Linked DNA regions of Mus musculus: all the other regions are linked to region 3. Evidence: chromatin contacts called from ENCODE Hi-C or POLR2A ChIA-PET data. All regions are on one chromosome and are shown on one strand. The core of a region is the stretch at or near the end of the contact, and the rest is flanking DNA. Distances in the headings are between cores, read along the strand shown.

Evidence for each region. Hi-C counts contacts between places; a loop is a spot of excess contacts on that map. ChIA-PET counts read pairs that join two places held with the same protein, here RNA polymerase II (POLR2A).
Region 1: a loop to region 3 is called in a map of heart, with 3 times the contacts of the local background. The contact joins the enhancer-like site here to the promoter of Cdc42bpb in region 3. A Hi-C loop is called at or near these places in 1 of 37 maps with a recorded cell type or tissue (heart). POLR2A ChIA-PET finds 5 or more read pairs at or near these places in 2 of 5 experiments (Patski and embryonic stem cell).
Region 2: a loop to region 3 is called in a map of left cerebral cortex, with 4 times the contacts of the local background. The contact joins the enhancer-like site here to the promoter of Cdc42bpb in region 3. A Hi-C loop is called at or near these places in 8 of 37 maps with a recorded cell type or tissue (adrenal gland, heart and left cerebral cortex). POLR2A ChIA-PET finds 5 or more read pairs at or near these places in 2 of 5 experiments (Patski and embryonic stem cell).

The regions. Positions count from the first base shown.
Region 1 is chr12:111,412,154-111,415,596 of GRCm38, reverse strand. No RefSeq gene overlaps it. Among named protein-coding and RNA genes, the nearest start is that of Exoc3l4, 3.6 kb to the left of the region's middle. Within about 2 kb of position 2,082, at least 2 of the 3 ENCODE cell types and tissues checked have a DNase peak (open chromatin) inside an H3K27ac peak, as active enhancers do; they include heart, where a contact is called at or near this core.
Region 2 is chr12:111,329,778-111,333,156 of GRCm38, reverse strand. The region is part of intron 5 of Cdc42bpb (CDC42 binding protein kinase beta); the gene reads left to right. Among named protein-coding and RNA genes, the nearest start is that of Cdc42bpb, 46 kb to the left of the region's middle. Within about 2 kb of position 1,380, at least 1 of the 3 ENCODE cell types and tissues checked has a DNase peak (open chromatin) inside an H3K27ac peak, as active enhancers do; it is left cerebral cortex, where a contact is called at or near this core.
Region 3 is chr12:111,376,206-111,379,518 of GRCm38, reverse strand. It overlaps Cdc42bpb (CDC42 binding protein kinase beta), which reads left to right and starts at 1,801. Exons shown (of 37, transcript NM_183016.2): 1 at 1,801-2,422. The coding sequence starts at 2,248.

The DNA of each region.
Region 1 (3,443 bases), core at 833-3,332, 36 kb before region 3:
ACTCTTTCCCCTAACGTCACGTGTAATCCTATGTTAAAGTTTTATTAAAGATCTTTAATAAAAATCTCCAACTCTACTTCAGACTGGCTAGTCCTAAAATTCTTTTCTTCACTAAAGACATAAGTCTCCATTTAGCATAAATTGGGTCTGTAAAAGACGAAGAGGGTCTTAAGGCTGGCGAAGGTGACAGCGCAGTGCTGTGTCTCTGCATCCTCTTCTGGGAGACAACATAACAGCTTAACTATATACCCAGCCTCCCAGTTGACCTGACTTTAACTGATTGTCTTTTTAAAGACCCTATCTCCATATAAGGTCATGTTCTCAGGTTCTGGAGCTAAGGGTTCAACATATAAATAATGGATTTGATGATACAAGGCATATTACATCACCCCATGCTATTTGGAGACAGGCCAAGTCAGACAGAAGCCATCAGAACCACCTCCAGGATGCCCTCCAGTTAATTACTTTTCAGTAATTATAGCTCCCTAGGTGGAACTACCAATCCAAGCCCAAGAGGTACCCGGCTGGACCTTTCCCCTCGGCTCAGCCTGACCTGCCTATTGGCTCCCTTTAAGGAGGCTGCCCTGGGCTCAGGGACCTACCCACCACCACACAGTCGACTGGAGATACCAAGACTGTCTCCAACTCAAATGTAAGTCCTGGGATCTCCAAGTTCAAATTGCTTGAAGTCTAGCCTCATAAGTCCAAGCAGGAAGACTTTGATCTCTTTCTGACTGCTGTGTCTATGCTGCCTCAGAAATCTAATACCCAGGACCAGGAGGATTGTTCTAGGCCTCTCCCAAAGTCTCACCAAACCCCGGACTGAGCATGCCCATGAGGCTGTGATATGTTCTTCTTTGATTTTGTTGCTGGTTGGTATTTTTGTGTTCTTAAACATTCTTTTCATCAAAGTAGAATTTTAAATTATATATATGTGTGTAATATATAATTTAAAATTATATATAATAATATATAATATAATAAAATAACACTAAATATATATTTAATTTATTAAATGTGTTTATTTTATTTTATGTGTTTTGCCTGCAAATATGCGTGTGCACCATATACATGTATGGTGCCTGCAGGGGTCAGAGGGGGACAGATTCCCTGGGACCGGAGTTAGGGATGGTTGTGAATCATCAGGTGGGAACCGAACCCAGGTCCTCTGCAAGAGCAGCAGGTGCTCTTAACCACTGGGCCACCTCTCCAGCCTTAATCTATTTTTTTATGTGCATGGGTGATTTGCCTACATGTATGTCTGTGCTTTCCGAGTGTCATGTCCTCTGGTCACCATGAGAGTGCTGGGACCCAGGCTTAGTCCTCTGGAAGAGCGGATGGTGCTCTTAACTGCTGAGCCAACTCTTCAACTCCAAGTCGGCTGGCCTTGAACTTGCTACATACTTGAGGATGACCTTGAATTCCATTCCTGCTTTCATCTCCCAAGTGTTGGGGTTGCAGTAAGTGCCATTACACCCAGCCAGCAACTTGTTCGATTTTTCCATGTTGCCTTCCCCTGGCTTTTTCAGTAAAATCCCAGCGGAAAAGTCCCAGCATAGTCTAAGAGAAGCCCAGGCGCCAGGGCAGTCAAATTGAGATCAGCTGAGGGCCGTGCAGGGGCCAGCTAAGAGGAGAGGCATAGCTAGAACACCATAGACACCGAGAACGTCAACCCCAGCTCCCCACGACCTTGGGAGAGGCATCTTTGTCTCTAAGCCTTATTTACTCTTAAGTAAACAGGATTGTTACTGGGATGATGTGAGTTCACCTCACCTGAGGACCTGGCTTCTAGGTAGGCAAGAGCAGAAGGACCCTCCACAGATGTTTACCTGTCTAGGGGTCAATTTTGCCCAGAATGCTAAGGGGCCCAGATTGGAATCCATTCTAAGACTGGGGAGGCGGAGTTTACCCTGTGTCCCTGGCGGCTGCGGGGGTCTGGCGGGAGCGGGGTTGTGGGGCCCGAGGTGTGTGTGGATTGTGCCCTACTCTCTCTGAGGCCAATTTGCAGCCTGCTGGTGGACCTAAACGCACCAGACGGTGGCGTCTGCTGTTTTTAAGCACTGACCCCGGCGGACGCTAGGGGGAGCCGCAGGCAGATTTCAGGTCTCCTGTGTGCTAAGGAGAGGCTGGGCTAGGCTGGACTGCTGAGTGGGTGTGGCGTCCGCTCTGGCCTCACCCGGGCTCTCTCCCACTGCTTAGGGAGAAGTGGGCAGAGGTCCGACCCTCTACGCCCCCTCTAGCTCTCGGACCTCCGGAATGGGTTATCACTACACTGGGGCTACCCTGGTAAACCACGGAGAAAGCCTGGGCTTGGGTCCCAGGAGACACCCCCGCCCCTCTCCAAGGGCCCTGGACTTGCCTTCTGTGGGACCCTGTTTAATTGGGCATAATCCTGCCCGGGAGAGAGGTGGTGCAACATCGCTCCTCGTCCCGGTCTGCTCTGCCTCTCGGAGTGGACAGCACTTCCTGCCAAAGGTCAGCCCCCTGAGGATCCCCACACTCCCTCCCCATTTCCTAGTCTCACTGACCTTTCTCAAAACCCACAAGGAGGGCTGGGGACAGGGAGGTTCTAGGACAACAACACTTCTAACCCGTGAACCCTGGCAGGGCCCACGTTGACAGCCTGGACCCAGAGCACCCACGGTTTTAAATTTAAAGCAGACTTCCAGGCAAACTTCCGCACCTCCCCTCCCACCTCTGGCGTTTGGGGGCCAGGCTATATTTAGAAGGGAGGAGGGCTGGAGAAATTGCTTTATTCATCCTGGAGGTTAGCAAGGAGGCCAGGAGAGAACAGAAGGCCTGTGTCTCCCACAGCCCAACCAGCTCACCCATGGTGGGGCCTCGGCCTGAGGGCTTTGTTGAGCTAACATTATGGAAACTTCCTAGTGGCTAGGCCCTGAACTTCCTCAGGCTTGGCCAAGGGAGGGCAGTACATCTTAAGAGGGAGCCCTAGGCATGGTCAGCTTTCTACTCCCCAAGTCAGCCCTGATGAGGTACCATAGCTCCCCTCTTGGTTGTGAAGAGACAAGACCATCATTCAAGGTAAGAGGAGGTGCTTGCCCACCCAAGGTCACATATGGGTGCTGTGGCCAGCTTGAGGGTCCCTCCATAGCTTTGGGCAAAACCGGTCCAGGGCACCTCATTTTGAACCTAAATTTTTCCATCTGTAAAATGGGACTTTTTCAGGGAATTAATATAATCTGGGCTGGAAGAAGACCACCCCTGATGCCCTAATGTACCCAGGATGCAGGGTACAAGGGGTGCCTGACCTCCAAGGGATCTCTAACAGAGGTAGGAGGCCACCTGGAAGAATGGCCATAGGCAGTCTAGGCAAGGAAGAGTAGAGAGAGGGTCCCTAGGCAGAGACAGTGTGAACAGCCTTCTGGCTCTGCTCAGCCTGGCATTCCCCACCCCGGGCTGAGTGCCAAGCACCAAGTGCTTAC
Region 2 (3,379 bases), core at 131-2,630, 46 kb after region 3:
GCATCTTTCTAGAGCTGCATTGGTGTGTGTGTTGGATGTCTGAGGATTCGGTGCGTTCTCTTCACAGAGTGTGCTTGGCCTCAGGAGACCTCTTGGTTTATTTTGGGTTTTGGTTTTTGAGACAGAGTCTCTATAATGTAGCTCTGGCTGCCCTGGGCTTGCTATGTAGACCAGGCTGGCCTCAAACTCCCAGAGCTCTGGCTGCCTCTGGAGATGTGGGATTCAGGGTGTGTGCCACTGTGCCCAGGCAGGGAAACTCATTCTTGGTCTTACTTCTGTCTGTGCTCGCATTGGCCCTTGGTCCTTACGTAGTGTGACTCTTCTGTCACTGTGGTAAAACGCCATGGCCAAAGGCAACTTAAGGAAGAGAGTTCCTTTTGGCTTACAGTCCCGGATGGAGAAGAGTCTGCGGTGGCAGGGTTGGGGCCAAGGACCCTGAAGCCAAAAGCTCACACGTTGAATTGAGAGTATGAAGCAAAAAGAGAAGCGGGAGCTGGAAGTGGCTTGGTTTCAGCCTGTGACAGCCACCTGTAGTGACAGACTCCCTCGCCCCCCCACAGCACCAGCTGTGGCCCACGTCCCAGTGCCTAAGACTGTGTGTATCCTTCAGGCCACCACAGTCCTCCGGTGAGAGGCAGATCCAATCACGCTCAAGCCCCACCTTCTCCACCTTTTAAATCCGGAACCCTTCCTCATCCTCCCTGTGTTTTTACGAACGTGGTGCTTTGCAGTAGAACAGGCACGGCTGGTCCTCTGGTCCTGGAGTAAAGCATTCAGTTCACGCTCGGCAGACACTGCCCATCAGTTCTGTGACAGCGGTGAACCAGGTTGCCCCGCGACGACTTGTCCTGCACTTCTTGTGCCCTGAAAAGGCACTTTGAACCCATGTGCATCTCTTCCTCTCGAGTGGCCCCTGACAGGCTCTACCCCGGCAGGCTTCGCGGCCGCCATGGGTGACCTACTTCCAGGCCCTCGGAGCCATCTTCTGCCACAGAAAGTTCTCCGCTTCTCTCTGATCGTCTGCTGATTTCCAGTGTGCGTTCCTTGAGGTCTGTGAGCCCTCTGGGAGGTTGGCGAGTGCTCTCAACTGCTGTGCCATGCCTCCAGCCCCTGTTACACCTGTCTACTGCTCTGCTGTATGCAGACGCCCTAGGTCTGGGCATTAGGTGCATCTGGTGTGTCTCAGCTGCACACAGTATGGCCCTGAGTAGCTGTATCTCCATGTGAATGTCAGTGTGTCTGCAGAGTAATTCCAGAACCAGCATTTCTGGGTCAGAAGACATACCCGCGACGAGCCGTCTTTTTACAGGTTGCTGATCCCTGTTTGCTTTACAGTCCACAGTGTGTGAGATGCTCTTTCCTCTGTATCCGTGCCAACTGCGCATGCTGAGCCCTTGCCACCGACGGCGAGGAGGTGGCATACAGTTGTAGTTTTCCTTTTCCTTTTTTCTTGTGAGGCTGAACCTTTTTATATCCTTGTGTGTCTGCTTCTGAGTTATATGTTCTCACTTCACTAGGGCTTCTGCCTTATTCCTTACAAAGAAATATTTGTCTTTTATCTGCCACTCTGGAGTTTTCTCTTCTTCATCTCTTTTTTTAGCATTTGTTTTTGTTATTTTTAATTCTGTGCATGTATGTTGATTTGTGCATGTCAATTCAGGTGCTCCACCGTGGCCAGAGGTGCTGGATTCCCTTGGGTTTGCAGGCAGTTACGGTCCTCCTGACTACATGTTGTTAGCCACCGAGCCAGCCTTCCAGCCCTTCCCTCTCTTTTTAAAAGATGCAAGATCTGTCTCTTCAGCCCAGGAAGACCTTGATCACGGTCCTCCCTTGCCGTCCGTTGTCTGTCTGTGCTGGGATCAACAGGCACGCGCACGTGGGCGGTCTGTTCCTCGTGGAGCTTCTGGATGTTCTGTCCGACTGACTGCGCTGCCCTCCTCCCCTGCGCTCCCGACACTGGTGCCATTGGACGCCACTGGAGGGTCACATCTGCTCACACCGCTTTTTCTTTTTCCTTTTTCTTTTAAACAATCTTTTTTGTTTGTTTGTTTTTATAATGATTTATTGATTTTATGTATGTGAGTACACTGTAGCTGTACAGATGGTTATGAGCCTTCATGTGGTTGTTGGGAATTGAAATTTTTAGGACCTCTGCTCACTCCAGTCAGCTCTGCTTGCTCAGTCCCTGCTTGCTCCTGCCCAAAGATTTGGTTTTTTATTATAAATAAGTACACTGTAGCTGACTTCAGACACACCAGAAGAGGGCGTCAGATCTCGGAAGAGCAGTCAGTACTCTTACCCACTGAGCCATCTCGCCAGCCCCCACACCACTTTTTCTTGAGACTTTTCTTGCTATTCTAGTCAGTTCATTTTTCCACATGAGTTTTAGTGTCGTCTTCCCTGGGTCTGAAGAAACAGGACATTGCTTGTTTTTGAGTCTCTGGTGTCTCACCAGATGCCGGTCTTCTTTACCCAGAATGCTCTGTTTCAGAAGGGAGTCATGTTTTACTAAGTGCTTTTCTGTCTGCTCACCTCTTTCCCCTGGCTCACCTCTCTCTTCAGCTCTTTCGCCTGCTCTTCCCTCCTCCGCCAGCCTCTCTGTCATCTCCACCTTCCTTCTTCAGTGCCTCCCTAGGCTTGGATTTAAATGCACTTTCCCTTAAGCGTCTTGTAAGTTAGTACTCCTTCGGGTTACAGTTTACTTTTCTCTTGTATTTCTTCCTCTGAGCAAATCCGTTTCTTGCTCAGTTTTTCTGCTGTGGCATTTTGGTTCCCCAGCTGTCCCTTCGTTACGTCATGTCTCTGCCACCTTTCTTTCCCCTTCCCTCCTTTCTTTCTAGTCTGACAGTGTAGCCCAGGCCGGCCTTGAACTTGTGATCCTCTAGCCTCACCTCTGAGCTCGCTGCCTCTGACCTGTTTCTTGTCCCAGCCCCGACTGTGTGGGCGGATTCATTTCAGGTTATGGGTTGTGCTAGTTCTCTCCTGCCTTGTGCTTCCGTTTCTCCGTAAGAATTGCTCTTCTGCTGCGTTTGTGGTGGGATCCCTGTGTCCCCGGCAGGGCCGTCCCCTGTGGCTGCCCTGTAGTCTGCACGTGTACTCCTGCAGTGGACACCAAACATGGTTTGGCTGCTATACTGTGCTGCTGGGAACAGACGCCAGCATGGCTTTGGTGGACGTGGTCCCTTGCCTCAGGGTCTGTAATGATCTTATTCTCAGGCCTCAGGCCGGCATCTGGGCATGTAGAAAGGCAGTTGACCGCATGGGCTCTGGGCGGCTTGCCTCAGCTACGAGACTGTGCTGTTTGCTGTGGTAGCCGGCTGTGTATGGTTGCTCAGCCTCTGTGTAGAGTAGACTGTTAGCCTGCAGCACGGCCTCACAT
Region 3 (3,313 bases), core at 552-3,051:
GCACCCAAGCCTCTCACCCTTCAACTTGTTGGTCACAGACTTTCTGTTTTCTAAAATATTAGCCCTCATGCTCCAAAAGCAGGCACCAAAGTAAAAGTAGTTATGAACAGGGCAAGTGAGCAAAGGGCTTCCCGGGTGGCAACTCAAATCCTTTCCCAAACTGACTAAAATGCACAAGAGGAAATTGACTACAGAAAGCTTTCTTTCTTTCTTTCTTTCTTTCTTTCTTTCTTTCTTTCTTTCTTTCTTTCTTTCTTTCTTTCTCAGAGACAGGGTTTTCTCTGTATAGCCTTGGCTGTCCTGGAACTCACTTTGTAAACCAGGCTGGCCTCGAACTCAGAGATCCGCCTGCCTCTGCCTCCCGAGTGCTGAGATTAAAGGCATGTGCCACCACGCAAGTATACTCACTGTTTCAAGTTCAAAGGAAGCTTACAGAGTACACCTGGGTCTGATCTGTCCCAGGGGTGGACGGCGTCCTAAAAGGCAGTGCGGAAACAGATCTGGGATGAGCAGACGCACTGAAGGCAGTTGGGTTGGGCACCTCAGACTGGTACCGGGGTGCAAGGGCAAAGTCCTAATTTGGAGGGATTAAATAGTCCAGCAGCATGCAATCAGAGAAGGGACTCAGAGTTGTCCGTTGGGAGTGGCTGGAAGTGTGACAGGGCCAGCCAAAGAAGACACTCTCGTGGGCAAGCTTACGGGACAAAGAAAAAGCAAGAGGGCTGTCAAGGAAAAAAAAATGCAGTTGGCTGCTCAGACTTTAGTTTTGGGTAGGATGATTCTCTTGGGCTTTAATTTTTAAGTTTAAACAACTGGGCATCACACACATGCAGTAACTCGTGAATATACTTTATATGTGTATAGATTCCTTCACAATAATAAAGATCTGACAAGGGTTCGCTCTATCCAACCTACAATACCGGGCTATTTTGCCTGCGTCTTAAAAACTAAGTTAGATACACACACATACTGACGCGCGTGAATTTTGAGGGCAGTTTGGAGGCTTATGTGTGTGCTTCGTAACCCCAACCAAGTCATACATCATTCCCAGCAGGCAGGGACTCTTCAGTCGCTTCCTGCTGGAGTCGCCATTCGGCTTTCCACCCTGCGCTTTGCCTCAGGCTCCTCTCAGCTTCCGGCTTCCAAACCCCACCTGCCCCGCCTCTGCTGCACCACAAGCCCCCATTCTTTTGAAGCAACCTTGGGGTCCACAAAGGGCTCCTCCTCTGCGGAGGTTGGGGATGTCATAAGGGATGTTTTACATCAACCTTCTGAGCCGTCCAACTGAGTGAAAGCGGCGACTCGCCTGGAGACAACAGTCTACTCCCCACCAGGTCGACACCCTAATAATCAGTCACGGGGTAGACTCTGAACCGATGAGACAGGGCACTGCGCATCCCCAGCGGCGCGTGCCCAGTGGGGAGCGCGCGTCCAGCGGACCCCGGAGCCTCCCGGCAGGTGCCCCGCCCGCGTCTCCCGTGCGCACTGGGACCCAGAGCACTGTCGGTTCACAGCTCAGACGAGCTCAACCGAAACCCAGCAGTAATGACCCGGGGGTCGCGCCGGACAGCTGCCTCGCTAGGCCACGAGGGTCGGTCCCGAGGATCGGGAACAGAGCCGAACTATGGGACCCAGGGCGCACACAGCGCGGCTGGGCGCCCCGCCCGCGCTCCTGTGCGCGTGCGCCACCCGCAATCTCGGTTTCGCACTGGGTACCCCGCCCCACACCGTCCCTACGGCGAACCGCGAGGCCCAAAGAGCGGAGGATCGCCGCGGGCCGAGGGCGGGGCGTCGCGCTGAGGTCAGCGCGGCGGCGATCGGCCCCGCGGTGGTTGGCTGCGCCGCGCTGGCCGCGCCCTGGTTGGCTTGCAGGTCGCGGGCTGGGCGGCTGGCCGGGCTGAGGTCGGGGCTCGGGCGCCGGCCGGGTGTACGCGGTGCTGGGCTCCGCCGCGGTCCGGGTCGGTGACGGCGCGCGCGAGGGCGCGGCCAGGCGCCGAGGGCGGGGACGGCGTGCGGGCGGCGCCTAGGGGAGGAGACCGGCCCATGGACCCGCGGGGCCCGGTGCCCCAGACTCGGTGCCGCCGGGACGGAGCCCAAGATGTCGGCCTAGGCCGGGCTGCGACGACAAGGACTGTGCGGCTACTGGACGCCGGGGTGCGCGGCCGCCGGGCCGGGGAGTGCTGGCTCTGACGCCGGGGCGCACGGACGGAGAGAGGCCGGCGCGTGGGGAGCGGGCCGCGCGGCACCATGTCGGCCAAGGTGCGGCTCAAGAAGCTGGAGCAGCTGCTCCTGGACGGGCCGTGGCGCAACGATAGCGCCCTGAGCGTGGAGACGCTGCTGGACGTGCTGGTGTGCCTTTACACCGAGTGCAGCCACTCGGCGCTGCGCCGCGACAAGTATGTGGCGGAGTTCCTCGAGTGGGGTGAGTAAGGTGCCGCTCGCCCCCCTGCGCCTCTCACTGCTCGCACCCGCGCCGGGCCTCCCTGGTTCTGCGCTCCGGAGCCACATCCTCCGTTTGCACTCCCCCCACTCCCGGCCATCGCCCTGGCCGCTTCCTAGACCCACCCTCCCAGTCTGGATATCATTTCCTGCAGCGCTCCCTGGGATATCCGCCCTGCCCCCGCCCCGGACTAGCCTTTGGGGTCCAGAGTCGAGCCTGGAGCTACCCCTCCTAGCCCTAGACTCTACCGGGTGGGAGGGCAGCCTCTGTGCCTTTTGCACCTCCTCACCACCCGCCCCTGCTCGGTGGGCCTTCCGAAGGCTTCGTTCCACAGCCCAGCCCCTAGGACTCCACCCAGGTGACAGCCTGTCCACCTCCCCTTGATGTCCACGGCTTGAATATCCCTTTCTTTTAGCACGTCCGAGCAGTTTTTAACTGTTAAAGGTTTTATATAAAATACAAGAACCCTCCCCCAACACCCCCAACCCCCGACTCCCTAATTGTAACCGTGTCAGACTGGTGATATTTCGGGGTGTGTGTGACAGCTAGAACTGTCACTTAAAAACTTATACATCTGATCTTGGGTATTCGGTTCATCTAGGGATCTAATGCAGTAATCATAGATCGGATGATCTATTGTGCTTTATTAGGACGAATGCTTGATTAAGTCATTCATTGACAGTTCTCAAGACAGGCTACAGTGTAAGGTTTCAACCAACCCGGACAGTAATTTCCCCTTAAGACCCTCAGTTCCCTCACAAGGACTAAGGAGGAGGAAGTGTGATTTAGGTTCAGGTCCAGCTCTGTAAATCTTGTCCTTGGTTGCTTTCGTCATTGGGCTAAGACTGTGCAGTTTGAACCAGTCATTTCTAA